Linked DNA regions of Homo sapiens: regions 1, 2 and 4 are each linked to region 3. Evidence: chromatin contacts called from ENCODE Hi-C or POLR2A ChIA-PET data. All regions are on one chromosome and are shown on one strand. The core of a region is the stretch at or near the end of the contact, and the rest is flanking DNA. Distances in the headings are between cores, read along the strand shown.

Region 1 (4,048 bases), core at 848-3,347, 560 kb after region 3:
ATGTCACCTTCCCTTGTGATTGGGAATTCTGCATGACTTGAGCTCATCCCCCAAATTAGGAGTCAAGTCCAAGGACACGGGACACGGGAGATGAAACAGGGCATTGAACTGGCAGTGACCCTCGAAACAAGCCCAGACATCTGCAATTTTTAAATACCAGCTAAAGAGGAACTCCAGTGAATATCTGGCCGGATGTGAGAGACGCACAGCTCTCTGATGATTTGGGCAACCAAAGTCTCACTGGGCTTATTGTAATTATTAGAGATCCGTAAGTCTCTCTCTATAAAATTATAGAGATGTGTAAAATTATATATATGTCTTTATTCTTATGTCTATTATGAAAACATGGAATAATGGTAATACTAATTTTTTAACTTATAAAAATAATAAGGGGGTTCTTTTTAAATCAACTTTGTCAAAAACTGAAAAGAGGAATGCCCCACGGCAGCCACTCAGCTGTGTTTCCAAGCTGCAACCAGCGCTGGATTCGGAACCAGAACTACTTTTCTCCTCTCAGATGCCACCTGCCTTATCATATCCGTCAACAACACCCTGCCTCATTCAAATGCCCGAAAGAGGCAACCCCTGAGTTTATTATAAATGTATGTGTGTGTGTGTAGTGTGTGTGTGTAATGTGTAGTGTGTGTGATCATTTCCTACATAGAAAATCCTATATGAAAGGTTACAGTTTGAAAATTATGACATGAATGATAATTAATAAAAACATGAACGTTACAGCCCTCTGACTCACACCATGCTCACTCTTCACATTTCTGAGAACTGTGACGGGTCTCATAACTTGCAAAGTCTACACATCTTTACCTGTAAATGGAAAGGGGAGAGCCGCATGTCGTACAGCCGGCATCCAGCACCCAAGGCAGGCGTCTCGCTGACCAAGAACTGAATAGCCTGGCCCACCACGTGACAGACCACCACCTGGAGGAGGCACAGGTAAGGGAGAAAACTGTATCCAAAACAAAGGACAGCGCGTGCATACGCATCTTCTTCTTCTTCTTTTTTTTTTTTTGAGACAAGGTCTCACTCTGTCGCCCAGGCTGGAGTGCAGTGGCGCGATCTCAGCTCACTGCAACCTCCACCTCCCCAGCTCAGGCGATCTTCCCACCTCAGCCTCCTGAGTACATGAAACTACAGGGGTGTGCCCCCACACCCACCTAATTTTTGTTTTTGTCTTTTTTGTAAAGATGGGCTCTACCTGTATTACTGAGGCTGGTTTTGAACTCCTGAGCTCAAACAATCTTCCCACCTTGGCCTCCCAAAGTGCTGGGATTGCAGGCATGAGCCACTGTGCTCAGCTGCCATAGGCATCTTTTTTTTTTTTTTTTGAGACGGAGTCTCACTCTGTCACCCAGGCTGAAGTGCAGTGGAGCAATCTCGGCTCACTGCAACCTCCGCCTCCCTGGTTCAAGTGATTCTCCCACCTCAGCCTCCCAAGTAGCTGGGATTACAGGTGTGTGCCACCATGGCCAGCAAATTTTTGTATTTTTAGTAGAGACAAAGTTTCACCATGTTGGCCAGGCCAGTCTCGAACTCCTGGCCTCAGCTGATCTACCCACCTCAGCCTCCCAAAGTGCTGGGATTACAGGTGTGAGCCACCACGCCTGGCCTAGGCATCTTTATATCAAAATAATCTGGACTTTATATGTTAGCAAGGATACAAATTTAGAGTTTCAAAGTTGGATAAATATTCAGATTAAAACCTTTTCTATAATATAGTTTGAAAACCAGAAACAATGTTTCAAATCTTTGCTTCCTGATGACTTTCTTAGCAGCTAAAGTCTTGACCAAATCTAGTTATCATGCGCTTTCCACATGTAATACAGTCTTTTTCCTTTTTTTTTTTTTGGAGATGGAGTTTCACTCTGTCGCCCAGGTTGGAGTGCAGTGGCACAATCTTAGCTCACTGCAACCTCCGCCTCCCGGGTTCACACGATTCTCCTGCCTCAAACTCCCGAGTGGCTGGGTTTACAGGCGTGTGCTACTACTCCCGGCTAATTTTTTGTGTTTTTAGTAGAGACGGGGTTTCACCATTAGCCAGGAGGGTCTCGATCTCCTCACCTCGTGATCCGCCCACCTCGGCCTTCCAAAGTGCTAGGATTACAGGCATGAGCCACCGTGCCCGGCCAACAAAGTCTTTTTCTTTAAATATCATCTTGTTCTATTTCTCCACAATAGCTGATTTTTAATTCCCCAAATGTTTCCACATTCATACACAGTCAAAGCCATTAGCCAAGTTCTTTTGCTAAAAATGAGTCTTAAAGAGAAAGTAAGTTATAGATGTTAGAAGTAAAAAAAGTTTTCTTAAATTACCCAGAACACAATGGGTTGCTTCCACCTAAATAATTTCGAGGCGATCATGGTTTTCAAAAAGGTGGGAGTAATTGGAAAAACATACAAAGTATCAAACAATTATAAAATTATGCAGCCGTACCAAAACCAGAATTATAAAATGAGCTCGTTGAAGAAACTGTCAGACAGAGAAAGATAATAACCTCAGGAATAAACCAAACTGTGGTTTCCTGACATAAATCATAATCATACAGTATTAAGAGGGGTGCTTTTCACAGCTACCATGGCACAGAGAGAGATCTAGTTTCTGCCACAGATTCCTCTACAGAAGCTGATGTAGAATGAGAGGTCAGACCCCTCCCCGCTCCCCTCCCGGGGGCAGAGGGCCAAGCAGACACGTGTGGGATAATTACCAGGCCAGGTGCCAGGTGTGTACTGGCCAGGAGGAGGAGAGGGGAGGCCAGGGGCACAGTGGGCTGGACCACAGGGCAGGCACAAGGGGGTTCCGTAGGTGGCCAGTGTTTGGCCAAAAAGCAAAGCTACCAGGAGCTGAGGGTAAGTCAGACTGACCTCCTCATTCCCAAAAGAACCACTGACTCCACTGCAGGGAGTCACAGGACAGGAAGAGAAAATTCTTTAATTCTCTGGTGGATTTATCAGAATCTAAAATACCAAATGGAAAGATTATCAAAATAATTACTCAGTCAGGGCCTGCTATTCCCCCAAGTTCAGGGCTAGGACATTCCCCTGTACTTTCTCATCTGCTGGCTCCTGGCCGCAGCCAAGCCCTGGGTCCAGCTCTTCCCACCAGTGGCCCATCCCACTCTGGAACAAAAACGGAACCTGGGCACTAAGGCCCGGGCAGGGGTCAACATCCAATATCCACAACCAAATACCTCAATGCCACAGAGCTAGAAAAAGAAAATCCTGCCTTCTCTCAATATTGGCAGAAAGTCGTGCAACTCTTTCTACCGGTTCTTATAACGCCACGTTCAGAAGACTGATACACATGAGTTAATTACATATTTCCATCATCTCCAGAGTTCACAAAGGGCCAGAACAAAAAAATGTTTGTATAAGAAATGTTGTCTATTCATGTTAAAAATAAATGATCTATAAACAGTCCTTTACGGAGGAACATGCTTTGTGGCCAGATGAGTTACACGCACCAATGGCATGACACTGAGAAAATTCCCTGTCCTTGGTCTCAACAGCCCACTCCTTTTACTGCTTAAAGTAAAAAATAAAAAATAAAAATAAATTTAAAAACCCAACCCTGACTCTGAGCACTGCATAATTCCTCTGGAGCCTTCTCTACTAAGCTAATCAGCATTGTACCAAGAAAACAGACTCAGAGCCTCAACCCGAGCAAGAAAGAATTTCATTTTCTTTCGTATCCAGTTCTGCAGAAAGCTTCCCACCACGCACTCCCTGATACACAGAGAACCAAGCACTTGATTAAAAGCAAGCAAATAAATAAGTAAATAGATAAAAAGACTTTAAAACTTCTAGAATGCGGGACTCCAAAGCTCATAAGTAATCACTGAAGCCCCATCACTAAGGTAATGTAATCTCTACATTCTACTCTAGGACAGAATGTGTGATGTCTTTTCATAGTAACCCCCTGGCGTGTCTTCCCCAACCCTAGGGCTTCGCTACCCTCTAAATAAAACCTACAGTGCAGACCAAGCCTTTCTTAGCCTCCCCTCAGAATTTGGCTAGAAAAGTTAATTAAAGAAAC
Region 2 (3,826 bases), core at 1,113-3,612, 710 kb after region 3:
TGCTGTGTGGGGGATGCTGGCCTTTCTGCACAGAGGCCCTGAGCGAATTTGGGGCTCTCTGCTGGATGGACTGTGGAAGACACACCCCGGCATTGTTGGACACCAAGTGCTGGAGAATTCTCTCCCTGGTGGGTTACAGTATGGGGTTGTTTTTCTCCTCAGAGTGTTTACATGGACAGGGCAAATGTGAAAAATCCCTCCGGCCATCATGCAGGAAAATATGTATAAAGGATAACTGGAGAAAAATGCCTTCCATGGACAAAACACAGACAGAAACACACACACACACACACACACACACACACACACACACAAACAGCAGGGGTATCTTTCATTGTGCCTCAATAAAACAGAGGTTGAAGGAGACACCAAGCTAGAAACAGACTGTTAATTTTGGGATTTTTTTCTTTAATCATTTTAATATAAAGAGACAGCATGTTACAATGACATTTTATGGATGATTATAAATTATTATGAAGTCCTCAACTGGTAAAATGTCTTGATTTTGTTCCCCTGTCTTGGGGTCTGTGGTTAAATCATGACAGACCAGCAGTGGAGTGGAGTGTGAAGAACTGCGGCTTGAGGCTTAGACAAGCCTGGGTTTAATCTCTTGTTTACTGGCTGTGTGGCCTTTCTGAACCTGTTTTCTCACCTATATAATAGGGACAAAGGACCTATTTCATAGGGCAATCGTGAAGATGAGAGACAACAGTGCACCAGACGAATTTTGAGTTTTAACCTGTAATATTATCCCTGATTTACCTTGATATTTTATAGACATTCATACATTATAGTAGCAAACATTTTGAGATGATATATACAAGATAATACAAATTCATCTTGCATTTTAAAATGTTCAGATTTACTTAAATCATAATACTTTTTATTCTTTTAGTGTTAATAAAATTTCACTTCCTTGAGTATTATATAATAGCTTTAACATTTATTCTTTTCGTATGAAAACGTTTTTTAATGAGCCAATTCTGTGTGAAGCTTTTGGTTTTCTATAAAAGCTGCTGTGTTCCAAGGACACCCGTTGTACGCAGCCCCTTTGCTGTGAGATCATTTCCAGCCTCCTTTTTGTATTCTTGTCATGGCATCTGACATTTAGTCATTAGCCAAGCAAATGCAGCAGTTCATCATCTCAGAGATTAATCTACAGAGAATAAAAGAGGTAGCAACGTTGGTGCGGGAGTTAGGCGAGAAGGTCCCTTCTGGAGGAATCGTTTTGTATCTAGAACACCAGGGAATTATGCTCCCGAACCATGCAGCCAACGTGAATCTTTGTTAATTCATCTGAATGTTTCCTCAGTAAAATCAACAAGATCTTCTTCATCCAATGTTAAAAATTGGGCTTCAGCAGTCAACACTAAGAAGTGAGAGGCAATCAACGGTGCAGTATGAAAACATCATGAGCTAGAAAGAACTTAACATGAGATTTAGAAATCTACTTCACATATACCATGATGACTACTGAAATAAAACATTAATCACCTGTATTCTTATCACTCCTCAAAATGTTTTCTTCCTGTCCCAGGGCCCTTTCTGGAGTTTTCTCCATGCTTATATAACTGTACAGAGTTGTCACTTTCATGGAGATGAAATTGCATGCGTTGCTGTTTTGACTTCACATTGTTAAGTATTTGTTTGTGCTACTAAAACTTCATGGTGAGCATTTCAACGCCCGTGTAATGCTGCATCCAGATGCTCTGTAATAATTACTCTCCCACTCTCCTGTGGCTGTCCAATTATGTAATTTCCCACTTTAAGTCATAATAGGTAATGCACATCCCTGTGACCACAGCTTCGTGCTCTCAGCCCAAGCTCCGGGAGGAGAGGACTGGGTCAAAGCACCTGGACATTTTTGTGACTTTTGAAGTGCATTGTGGAACCGTGTGAAGGACGCTTTTCTGAACGTGATGTTCCACTTTGATTTGATGCTGTTTTCTTCTGCCAGTTCAGAACGATAGGGTAAGAGAATACTCCGTGTTGATGGAGAGACTCAGATATGAGTCTCAAATGTGTTTTCTGCGTAACAACGAGATGGGATCCAGCGATGCGGTCTGGGCTTTTGGGTACTCACCTTTCCTAAAAGATGCCATCTGCTTGGAGCAGAATAGGCTGTGACACGCAGGAGCCCCCAGGGAAACGGCCATGGCAATGGTGGGTGTTAACGAGCAGGCATAAGGGACTGCTCCCAGCGGTGCTTCCTCTGAAGTCATTGCCACCTGCAGCAGCACAGGGGACAGAAAGGCCGTTTCTCCAGGTCCAGGCAGCTCAGGCCCCTATGAGCCCTGGCGTAGCAGAGACCCAGGCTTCTTGGTAGAGGCCCAGAGCCCTGTACTGCCACCACTGCCGGACGATGCTCAGGACCTCGGGGCTGGCACTGCTGGCTCTGGTCAGTGCTGTGGGCCCAAGCCAGGCCAGCGGCTTCACAGGTGAGGGGTCTGGGCTTGGCATGGGCAGTTCTTAAGGACAGGGGCTTCCTGGCATGGGTCTCATGAGGACAGCCCCCTGTGGAGACCTGGGCAGGCAAGGACGCCTCTGCTTGGAGAGGCGACATCTGTTCTTTTGTGGACAAGCTTTTTGGTAAGCGCACATGGTAGCAGCTGTGGAGGTGGGGCAGGAGTGCCGGGTAGGGTTTTGGGAAGAGGACTCCCCCAGTGGGAACCTGTTGCTGAATCACCTGGGCGTTCGTGGGGGTAAAATGCAGATTCTTAGCCAGCAGGTCTGGGGTGCAGGGCCTGGAACTCTACATGTCTGTGGGTGATGCAGATGCTGTGGGTCCTCAGATCCCACTGAGAACAGTGAGCTCCTACAGACGCAGAAGAAAGGTCTCCTGAACCTTGGTGCATTCAAGTCCTCACTTACAGATTTAAAAAAAAAAGGAGACCTAGCCTGGGCAACATCATGAGACCCCATGTGTACCAAAAAAAAAAAAAAATTAGCCAGCCATGGTGGTGCACACTTGTGGTCCCAGCTACACAGGAGGCTGGGATGGGAGGATCACTTGAGCTTGGGAGGTCCAGGCTGCAGTGAGCTAAGATTGCTCCACTGCACTGCAGCCTGGGCGGCAGAGCAAAAGCCCCCAAACAAACAAACAAACAAACAAAAAAAGCCACAATACAAAAACAAAAAAGAAAGGGAGACCCAGAATGGATCAGGGACTTGCCCAGGCCACACAGCTCACAGGGCAGAGTCACCACAGGAGCCAGAGGCTGCACCAGGGCTCTGTCCGGAGTTTTCCCAGGCATGCGGAGAGCAGGGCAGCTTCTTAAAAACACACGGGAGTTCTGAAACCCCAGAATCCAGGGAAATGGGACTGCGGAATTTTAAAATCATTTTCCTCTTAAAATCTGTCATATTCAGTTACAAATTTAAAGGAATCCATTCTGTTTCTAAAATCAACTATGTTTTTGTACTACTTTAACGTTTTTCACCCAGAAGCAGGATTTTGCTTTGTGATTTGTGAAATGGATTTTCCCATTGGAACAGGTAATGTGTAGACCCCACAGTTCAGATGCATAATGGGTGGGTATCCTGGGAAGCTGGAGAAGGTCTTAGGAGGTGTTTCCAGAACCCCTCATTGTATATGAGGACACGGGGCAGAACCTCAGCAACCCCACACGTGGTCGCCCCGAATTTTCCCTGTGTGCCAGCACTGCCTTCACAGGCATGACCCCACTTCAGCCTTTTGCAGCCACAGGACATGGCTGTTATTTCACAGATGACAAGAGAGGGGCACTGGGAGGGCATGACATGGGCGCAATCATGCAACAGGGGTTTGTGAGCCTGGGTGTGAGCACAGGTCCATCTGACCCCAGGA
Region 3 (3,839 bases), core at 747-3,246:
GGAGTTCCACTCCAAGGTGCACCCGCTGCTCCTGTGCTCTGCTGGGAGGGACACACCCCAGGTAAGAACCCTGCTTGTCTACAGCACTTCACCATTGCCTTTGTCCTGTTAATTCAGGAAAGCATTTGCTTGATCTTTCCTTCTGTGATTGGAGAGGCCATGGGAGAGTGGATGCATGCTGGCTCTGGATGGCTCCAGGTGCTGCAGGTGCTTCCAGGTGGCCAGGAACTTCATCAGCACACAGAGGCGCTGGCGCTTTCCATAGAGTCAGCGTGCCAGGGCAGGAGGCGGGCACTGGGGCTTCTGGACTTCGCCTCTTTACCAAGCTGCACACTGTAACGCTCCCTGATGTGGAGCTGAGGGAAGAGCTCCGCCCAGCGGCTGTGACCGAGGCCTGAGCAGCAGCATCTTTTCTGGCCCCGGCCCCTGTGCTTGGATGCTGCGTGGGACATTCATTCACCCTCAGGGCTTTAGTGCTCAGAACGCAAGAACCCTGTCCTTGAAGTTTGCATGCGCAGGCACCTCTGGTCCTTCCCAGGGCTGCTGGTGAGGGGCGTGCAGGAGGGGGATGCTGCCTTGACAGAGGGTGGAGGGTCCCCTGAGCTGGCCCGAGCTGCTCGTGTCCCTCTGTCCGGCTTCTCTGAGGCCTTTCTTTGTGCCTTCCTTGAAGCAGTAGGCCGGCCCAGGCCCTGTTGTGAAAGACATTCCTAGTGAAACCGAATGTCACATCACGCTGCCAAGTCTGAGATTCACATTCCTCCCCTCACTCCTCAGCCTCTGTCCGCCCGGGCTCTTGGGAAGAGAAGTGGTTCAGGGATAGGTGATCCTGACGATGATCTCCTGGTGTTAATATTTCTAATGCCAAGGTTTTGAAAAACATGTTAAGTTTCTAAATATCTTCCGTAAAGTTAAGCCTGCACTCAAGGGAAGTCACTACAATGACTTAGCCAAGAGGAGCTCAGGAGTTTTTTTAAACGTATAGTGTTGATGTCTGGGAGAGGATCACGGGTGGATAGGAGAGCTGAGAGCCTGCTTCCTCCCTCCCAGCCATCACTGCCAGTCCTTGAGAGGCTTGGTCCCCTCCCCGGTGTCTGGAGGGCTCCTCCTGGAGGTTCCCAGACCTCTTGGCTCTGGTGATGGGAATGCCTGGCCCTCCTTGACTTTGGTCACAGAGCAGGAAGCCTTAGGGAGCATGCGGTTGTGCACCTTCACTTTTGCAGGTGAAAAGTAACTGAGGACCAGAAAGATGACATGCAGCTGGCTCAGGGCTGAGTTCCGGAGCCTGGGGTTTGTCCTGGGGCCTCCTTATCTCCAATGGGAAGAAAACCGTCTTGGTTTTGCGGCGGGGACCTCAGGCACGGGTGCTTGGAGAAAGCTGTTGACCCTCCTTCTTTGGGTTTTCCGCACCTAATGAGGGGAGAGGTGACATTTGTCAGGTGCGGCTCAGGCATGAAGCTAAGCAGGACAGCTCAGAGCGTCCAGATCATGTACCTGAGAGCATGTCCTCGGCTGTAACAGGAGTGCATCTGTGAGGCCCGATACACGAACCACACGTGGCTATTCATTCAAATTACATGGAGTTCGAAGTCCAGTTCCTTGGTCGCAGTAGTCACATTTCAGAGCCACACAGGTGGTACTGGATGGCACTGTCAGGGCAGAACCTTCCAGTGACTGAGCCACTCTGAGCTGCCCCCATGCCAGCCTCCCCTGGAATCTGTTAGCAATGCTGATTCTCAGGCCCAGCCCAGACCTGACAGATCAGACTCTCTGGCGGGGGTGGGGGGACAGCCGCCCCGTCTCCACAGCTCTCCCAGGATTCGGATGCAGCTGGAGTTTGGGGACCACTCTGTGAGTCATCTGGAGAGCACGCTGATAACTCAGTTTCATTTCTGTGGCCAGATCAAGTAGTTTCATTTCTCTCCCTGTTTGTTGATGACGGAGCAGGGGAGGGAGTGGTTCATATGCCACATAAAAGTGAAGTGGAGGAAAGGGAAGAGATGATTTCTCCATCCTGAACGTGCAGCGGTAAGAGCGGGGCCGGTGCAGGGAGGGCTGCTTTGTGTCTGATGCACAGCAGATGCGTGTTTAAAAAATATTTCCTGAGTAACGTGACATCTGCTTGGTGAATGTGGCTTGTGCTGGGAGGCAGGAGCCACAAAGATAAGATTCTGGTGTGAGGAGCAGAAAGGGCCCATGTTGCCACCAGCCCACAGTAGCCTTGTGCACAGACAAAGAGGCTCTGGAGGGGAAGTGGCTGGCCCTGGGGACAGGGTGGCCTCCATCCTGATCTGGCCAAAAGTCGGGTGGACGCAAAGGGGTGGTTTTTAGGACAGCTTTGCTCAGCGTCCTACAAAGTCTGGGGGTTGAGTAAGGAGCTTTGTGCCCGAAAAGTCGTCTCGGAGGGTTTCAAGTGTTCCTTCTTTTGTGGTATTTGTGATGCTCTGACGTAACCTTAGTGACGGTGATATGCTGGGAAATTGGCTCTCATGGGGCGGGGCAGGGCAGAGGGTGGTGCCTGATTTCTAGCCTTTGCCGATTCTCTTCCGTTCTCATGGTGTGAATGCTCCCACCGTGGCCAGTTCCCAGCCAGTAGGGGCCAACTCCAGCACTCTGGACCACTGCACCCTGGATCGCCTGCACTCTGGGGGCTGAAGTCCATTTTATAATTGATATAGAGCGGAAAGGAGACATGGTGGTATTGATGACGCAGTTTTTTTTTCTTTTTTTTTTTTTTTTTTTTTTTTTTGAGAGAAGTTCTCGTTCTGTTCCCCAGGCTGGAGTGCAGTGGCGTGATCATGGCTCACTGCAGTCTCAAGCTCCCGGGCTCAAGGGATCCTCCCACCTCAGCCTCCCAAGTAGCTGGGACTACAGGTGTGCACCACCACACCTGGTTAATTTTATTTCTTTTTGTAGAGACAGGGGCTCTCTATGTTGCCCAGGCTGGTCTCAAACTCACTGGCTCAAGAAGTCCTTACGCCTCAACCTCCCAAAGCACTGGGATTACAGGCGTAAGCCACCCCATTCGGCTTTGATGACACCTTTTGAACACTGTTCTTTCTCATTTTGTGTTTAGAATGTTGTCTCTAGCTGTTTAAAAAGATCAGGATTCCAAGCTATCTTTCCTCGCACCCTCTCCTCCGTTTACTCTGCTCTACTTCCCAGCCCCGCGCCAACCCCTGAAGCACTTTTGACTCCCTTCGGATGTACAATTTTTTTTTCTTTTTCTTTTTTGAGACAGGGTCTTCCTGCTCTGTTTCCCAGGCTGGAGTGCAATGGTACCATCATAGCTCACTGCAGCCTTAAACTTCCGGGCTCAAGTGATCCTCCTGCCTCGGCCTCCCAATGCATTGGGATTACAGGTGTGAGTCCCTGCGTCTGGCCAGGATGTATGTGAGCTTTATTTAGGTTTAGCCCCTGCCCTAGAATGCAAGCTCCCCCAGAGATCTTTGTCTGCCTGACTCGATATGTATCTCAAGGACTTAGTGCTCAATATATATCTTTGAGTGGGTGAAAAACAAGCGGTCTTAAAAAGAAAGGAGGTGAGCCCGGGGAGATAAGGTCGCATTCAGTGCCAGTGCTTGGTCAGCCATGACCCTGCACCATGCGAGTGACATTGGGACTGGAGCAAAGGGACACAGCAGAGTGGCCCCTGGTGCCCAGGACCCGGCAGAGCTCTCGGACTGGTTGCAAGCCAGCAATAGTGGCTATGCCCGTGTGGGAGACGCAGCTTGCCTTAGACTTCAGCGGGAACCACCATGTCCGGCACAGCCATTTCCATCCTTCCCAGGGGTGCTTACGTGATCCTGGCAGTCTCAGTCAAACTTCCAAACTCAGCAGGG
Region 4 (3,879 bases), core at 1,036-3,535, 890 kb after region 3:
GTCTTTCTCTGAGTAATTTTCAGGATAAAAATATTTGAAATTCTTTTTTCTATTTTCATTATGGGGAAAAAGCATCTTGTCTTCATTCAACAAACTTTTATTATCTGTTATAAGCAAAGTATTTTTGCTCAGTCTTGGGGAGGAAAAAGTAAAGATAGCATGTCCCTCAATGAGTTTATAATTGATAGGGACACAAGGAGCTCTCACTATCAGGCAGGGGTTATCTAAGACAGTGAATAATGCCCAGAGAAGGGTTATAGGAATTGGAGGAGGATGAGAATCTCTGGAGAAATCACAGCCTTTGGAAAAGGCCACAAAGAGGGGCAGAACCCGGGGGCACCCGGTGGAGAACTGAGCAGGTGTGGTGTTTAGAATTTAGGTAACGGGAGAGTATGGTGATGGGCAGTCTTGGAAATGGACTTTCTGGGAAGCATTTGGGTGGAGATCTTGGACTAGACTGGTGACTATGGTGTAGTGGGTTGATGGTGACCCTCCAAAATGGTACATACATGTCCCAACTCTCAGAACCTGTAAATGTGACCTTATTCAGAAAAAGGTCAATTTGCAGACAGATGTGATTAAGTTAAGGATGTCCAGATGGGGCCACCCCGGATTAGGATGGATTCAAAATCCAAGGACATGATCTTACAAGAGAAGAAGAGAAGAAAAAGTCACAGAGATGCAGGGGAGAAGAGACAGAGACATGTGGAGGAGACAGCCCCATGAAGATGGAGGCAGCCGTTGGAGTAACACAGCCACAGCCCACAGACGCCTGGGGCCAGCAAGAGCCTGGAGACGCAAGGAAGGACCCTCCCCTGGAGCCTCCGGAGGGAGTGTGGCATCGCGGACATCTCGATTTTGAACTTCTGCCCTCAGAACGGTGAGACGGCACATTTTGTGGCATTTTCTTGGGGCAGCCTGAGGTCACTAATATTATACAAAAGAAAAGGAAGCAAAGATGGTCATGAGAGAGCAACGTTTTGAAAAAGAAAAGTGGTAGGAAGCATAGAGAGGAGGATAAAGAAGATTAGGTTTCTTTCTGCTTATTTGTTAAACCTGTTCAAGCTGCAGTAAGATTGTCATGATCTCCGTCGTCATCTGATTTATCCCCCAGCCAGTTTCTCTGTAAAATCTGGAAAGATAGTAGTTGCTGAGGGGCCTCATTAGAGGATTGGTGTGAGAGTGGAGATGTGTCTGTTGCAGGACTCCTGGGACCTGTCCAGACAGCAGTGGTGGAGGGAAGCGAAGTGAAGTGCAGTTCTGTCTAAACTAGAGAACCCTGGAGCAAGGAAGACTGTGAGGCACCACCCGTGGGGGGTGCAGGGCAGCTGCCACAGACGTTGTTTGGCTTCATGAAGCTGAGTTGAAGATACGCACCCTCTGTGGCCCAGCATTTTCACTTCGACCTGAATACAGCGCTCTCAGCAGCACTGTTCATAACAACAACAAGACTGGATATGACCCAAATGCTCATTGAAAGAAGAGTGAATAAACCAGGCAGGTGCGGTGGCTCACGCCTGTAATCTCAGAACTTTAGGAGGCCGAGGCGGGTGAATTGTTTGAGCCCAGGAGTTCGAGAGCAGCCTGGGCAACATGGCGAAACCCTGCCTCTGCAAAATAAAAAAATTTAAAAAATTAAAAAAAAAAACACCTGGGCATGGTGGTGCACACCTGTAGTCCCAGTTACTTGGGGGGCTGAGGGAGGACTTTTTGAGCCAGGGAGATTGAGGTTGCGGTGAGCCATGATTGTGCCACTGCACTCTGGCCTGAGTGACAGAGCAAGACCTCTCTCAAAAAAAAAAAAAAAAAAGAGCGAATAAACAAACTGTGATGGGTCCACAGTGGAATATTATACAGCCCAGAAAAGAAATGAAGCACAGTTACAGGCATCAACAAGAACAGATCTCATGGACAAGATAATGGAGAGGGAGAAAAAGCAATTCCTGGAACACATGCAATGTGATGCCTTTTCTAAAAACTTCAAAACATTCAAAAGTCACCAAAATTGTTAAAGGATAAATACGAACGTGGTGCAAGATAGAGAAAAACAAGGATGTAATACCATTCAAGAGAGTGGGGACATCTGGTGAAGGCAGGGGACTGGGATGAGGGAGGGGCGCCGGGCCTGGGGTGTGTTGCTGAGATTACCGCCTGGCTGGCTCGTGGGCACATTTATTTTTCATTGATTTATTCATTTATTTTTCTTCCTCACATCTCACAAGCAAGTGATCTGCACAGAAAGTAAGTGTCATATTGTGTGTGGACTCCGGAGCCAGACCACTCAGTTTAAGTTCTGTTTCTGGTCGGTTTCACTTCTGCTTACTAGCTATGGTTCTTGGGGAAGGTTATTTTAGGTCTCTGGTGCCTCAGTTTTCTCATCTGGGTGTATTGAAATATGGACCTTGCAGGGTTCTGGTGAGAATTAAATGAGTTCTGTGTTGAGAATTAAGTGAGTTAATGTATGCGAAAGCTTAGAATCGTGCCCTGCGGCATAGTAGATCTATATAAGCATCAGCTATTGCCATCATCAGCATCATCATTTTGTAAATGTAAGGCAGTTTGAAATCAAAAAAGTAAAAAGACGGTATGGAGCTGTAAAGAAGTGAGAGGGAGGGCCAGGCGCAGTGGCTCACACCTGTAATCCCGGCACTTTGGGAGGCTGAGGCAGGCAGATCACCAGGGTCAGGAGTTTGAGACCAGCCTGGCCAGCATGATGAAATCCCATCTCTACTAAAAATACAAAAATTAGCCAGGCATGGTGGTGCACGCCTGTAGTCCCAGCTACTTGGGAGGCTGAGGCAGGAGAATCACTTGAACCTGGGAGGCGGAGGTTGCAGTCAGCCGAGATGGCGCCACTGCACTCCAGCCTGGGTGACAGAGTGAGATTCCATCTCAAAAAAAAAAAAAAAGTGAGAGGGGGATGAAGAGTCCTCACTGGGTGAGGAAGGTGCCCGTGTGTTGTGTGTCTTGGGTCACGTGTGAACACATATGGGGGTGCAGGGGGAGGGGGCGTTTAAAGGATTCTAAGTCTAAACCACTGAGGACTCTTGGGGACAGGAGGAGAGATGAAGACTGGAGGAGGAACTGAGGGTTTCTAGCTGCGCGTGTTGACCTTCTCCTGGGGTGGCACATCCCATTGAAGCCATGTTCCCAGGGGACAAGCAGAGTGGACCCAGCTCTTTGGGGACTTTGGTGCTTCCAGTCTTATTTTGAAGGCATTATAGAGGGGGTGGAAGCCAGATCCAAACCCAGTTCACTTCCCATTCCCTGCCCCATGCCTCAGTGGTCTTTGGTTTCCCGTGGGTGCTCTGGGCATCCTGCATGGAGGGGGACTCCAGGCTCCCAGAGATAGGCAGCCGCATGCAGTGGTGCCCAAACGTGGAGGAGCACAGTCCAGCTAGCCTGTTGGAAGAGAGCCCTGAAAACAGGGCTGGGACCTCCCAGGGAATGAGTCAGGGGCCACCCATGAGCCTCCCTGCAGGCCTCCTCTGGTGGCCGCTCATGGTCATTGAGATTTTAGTTCTTTGGGTCACACACACAGTGAGCGCCAGTGGACAGAACTTGCCTGTGTGAGGTCAGGGTCTCTCCCGCGGTACCCTCCATGTGGGCCATTCCTGAGTCTCATTTTCACTGATGGGAACATAACACAAACGTGCTTTGTCTCTCTTGCACTTACCCCTTTCCTCCCTGGCATGCTGTGCTGCTGGCATGGAGGCAGGGTCAGGAGCCCAACAAGGGGTGTGTGCGGGGTATAGGAAGGTGGCCCCCAGACCCCGCAGGGATCGGCTTGGGAGAGACCCACCAGACACATGAAGGGAAGCAACAGCAGCACTAAGTGGTATTGCTGGCAGGAACGGCAGGGATCACAACACAAAGGCA

Evidence for each region. Hi-C counts contacts between places; a loop is a spot of excess contacts on that map. ChIA-PET counts read pairs that join two places held with the same protein, here RNA polymerase II (POLR2A). Pooled maps may share reads with other maps.
Region 1: a loop to region 3 is called in a map of OCI-LY7, with 4 times the contacts of the local background. The contact joins the enhancer-like site here to the promoter of MX2 in region 3. A Hi-C loop is called at or near these places in 1 of 168 maps with a recorded cell type or tissue (OCI-LY7), 17 of 37 single-sample maps with no recorded cell type and 11 of 50 pooled maps. POLR2A ChIA-PET finds 5 or more read pairs at or near these places in 1 of 52 experiments (GM12878).
Region 2: a map with no recorded cell type shows a loop between it and region 3 (3-fold over the local background). The contact joins the promoter of UMODL1 here to the promoter of MX2 in region 3. A Hi-C loop is called at or near these places in 3 of 168 maps with a recorded cell type or tissue (CD4-positive, alpha-beta T cell, CD4-positive, alpha-beta memory T cell and CD8-positive, alpha-beta T cell), 14 of 37 single-sample maps with no recorded cell type and 12 of 50 pooled maps. POLR2A ChIA-PET finds 5 or more read pairs at or near these places in 1 of 52 experiments (CD4-positive, alpha-beta T cell).
Region 4: a pooled map shows a loop between it and region 3 (4-fold over the local background). The contact joins the enhancer-like site here to the promoter of MX2 in region 3. A Hi-C loop is called at or near these places in 1 of 168 maps with a recorded cell type or tissue (B cell), 8 of 37 single-sample maps with no recorded cell type and 13 of 50 pooled maps. POLR2A ChIA-PET finds 5 or more read pairs at or near these places in 1 of 52 experiments (activated naive CD4-positive, alpha-beta T cell).

What each region holds. Positions count from the first base shown.
Region 1 is chr21:41,921,150-41,925,197 of GRCh38, forward strand. C2CD2 (C2 calcium dependent domain containing 2) reads right to left here. Exons shown (of 14, transcript NM_015500.2): 3 at 823-936. Among named protein-coding and RNA genes, the nearest start is that of SNORA91, 25 kb to the right of the region's middle. Within about 2 kb of position 2,098, at least 6 of the 41 ENCODE cell types and tissues checked have a DNase peak (open chromatin) inside an H3K27ac peak, as active enhancers do.
Region 2 is chr21:42,068,955-42,072,780 of GRCh38, forward strand. It overlaps UMODL1 (uromodulin like 1), which reads left to right and starts at 2,363. Exons shown (of 23, transcript NM_001004416.3): 1 at 2,363-2,438. The coding sequence starts at 2,363. RefSeq lists an enhancer at 3,550-3,826.
Region 3 is chr21:41,360,031-41,363,869 of GRCh38, forward strand. It overlaps MX2 (MX dynamin like GTPase 2), which reads left to right and starts at 1,997. Exons shown (of 14, transcript NM_002463.2): 1 at 1,997-2,025. RefSeq lists enhancers at 1-139, 1,422-1,681, 1,702-2,541.
Region 4 is chr21:42,247,111-42,250,989 of GRCh38, forward strand. The region is part of intron 2 of ABCG1 (ATP binding cassette subfamily G member 1); the gene reads left to right. Among named protein-coding and RNA genes, the nearest start is that of ABCG1, 30 kb to the left of the region's middle. Within about 2 kb of position 2,286, at least 3 of the 41 ENCODE cell types and tissues checked have a DNase peak (open chromatin) inside an H3K27ac peak, as active enhancers do.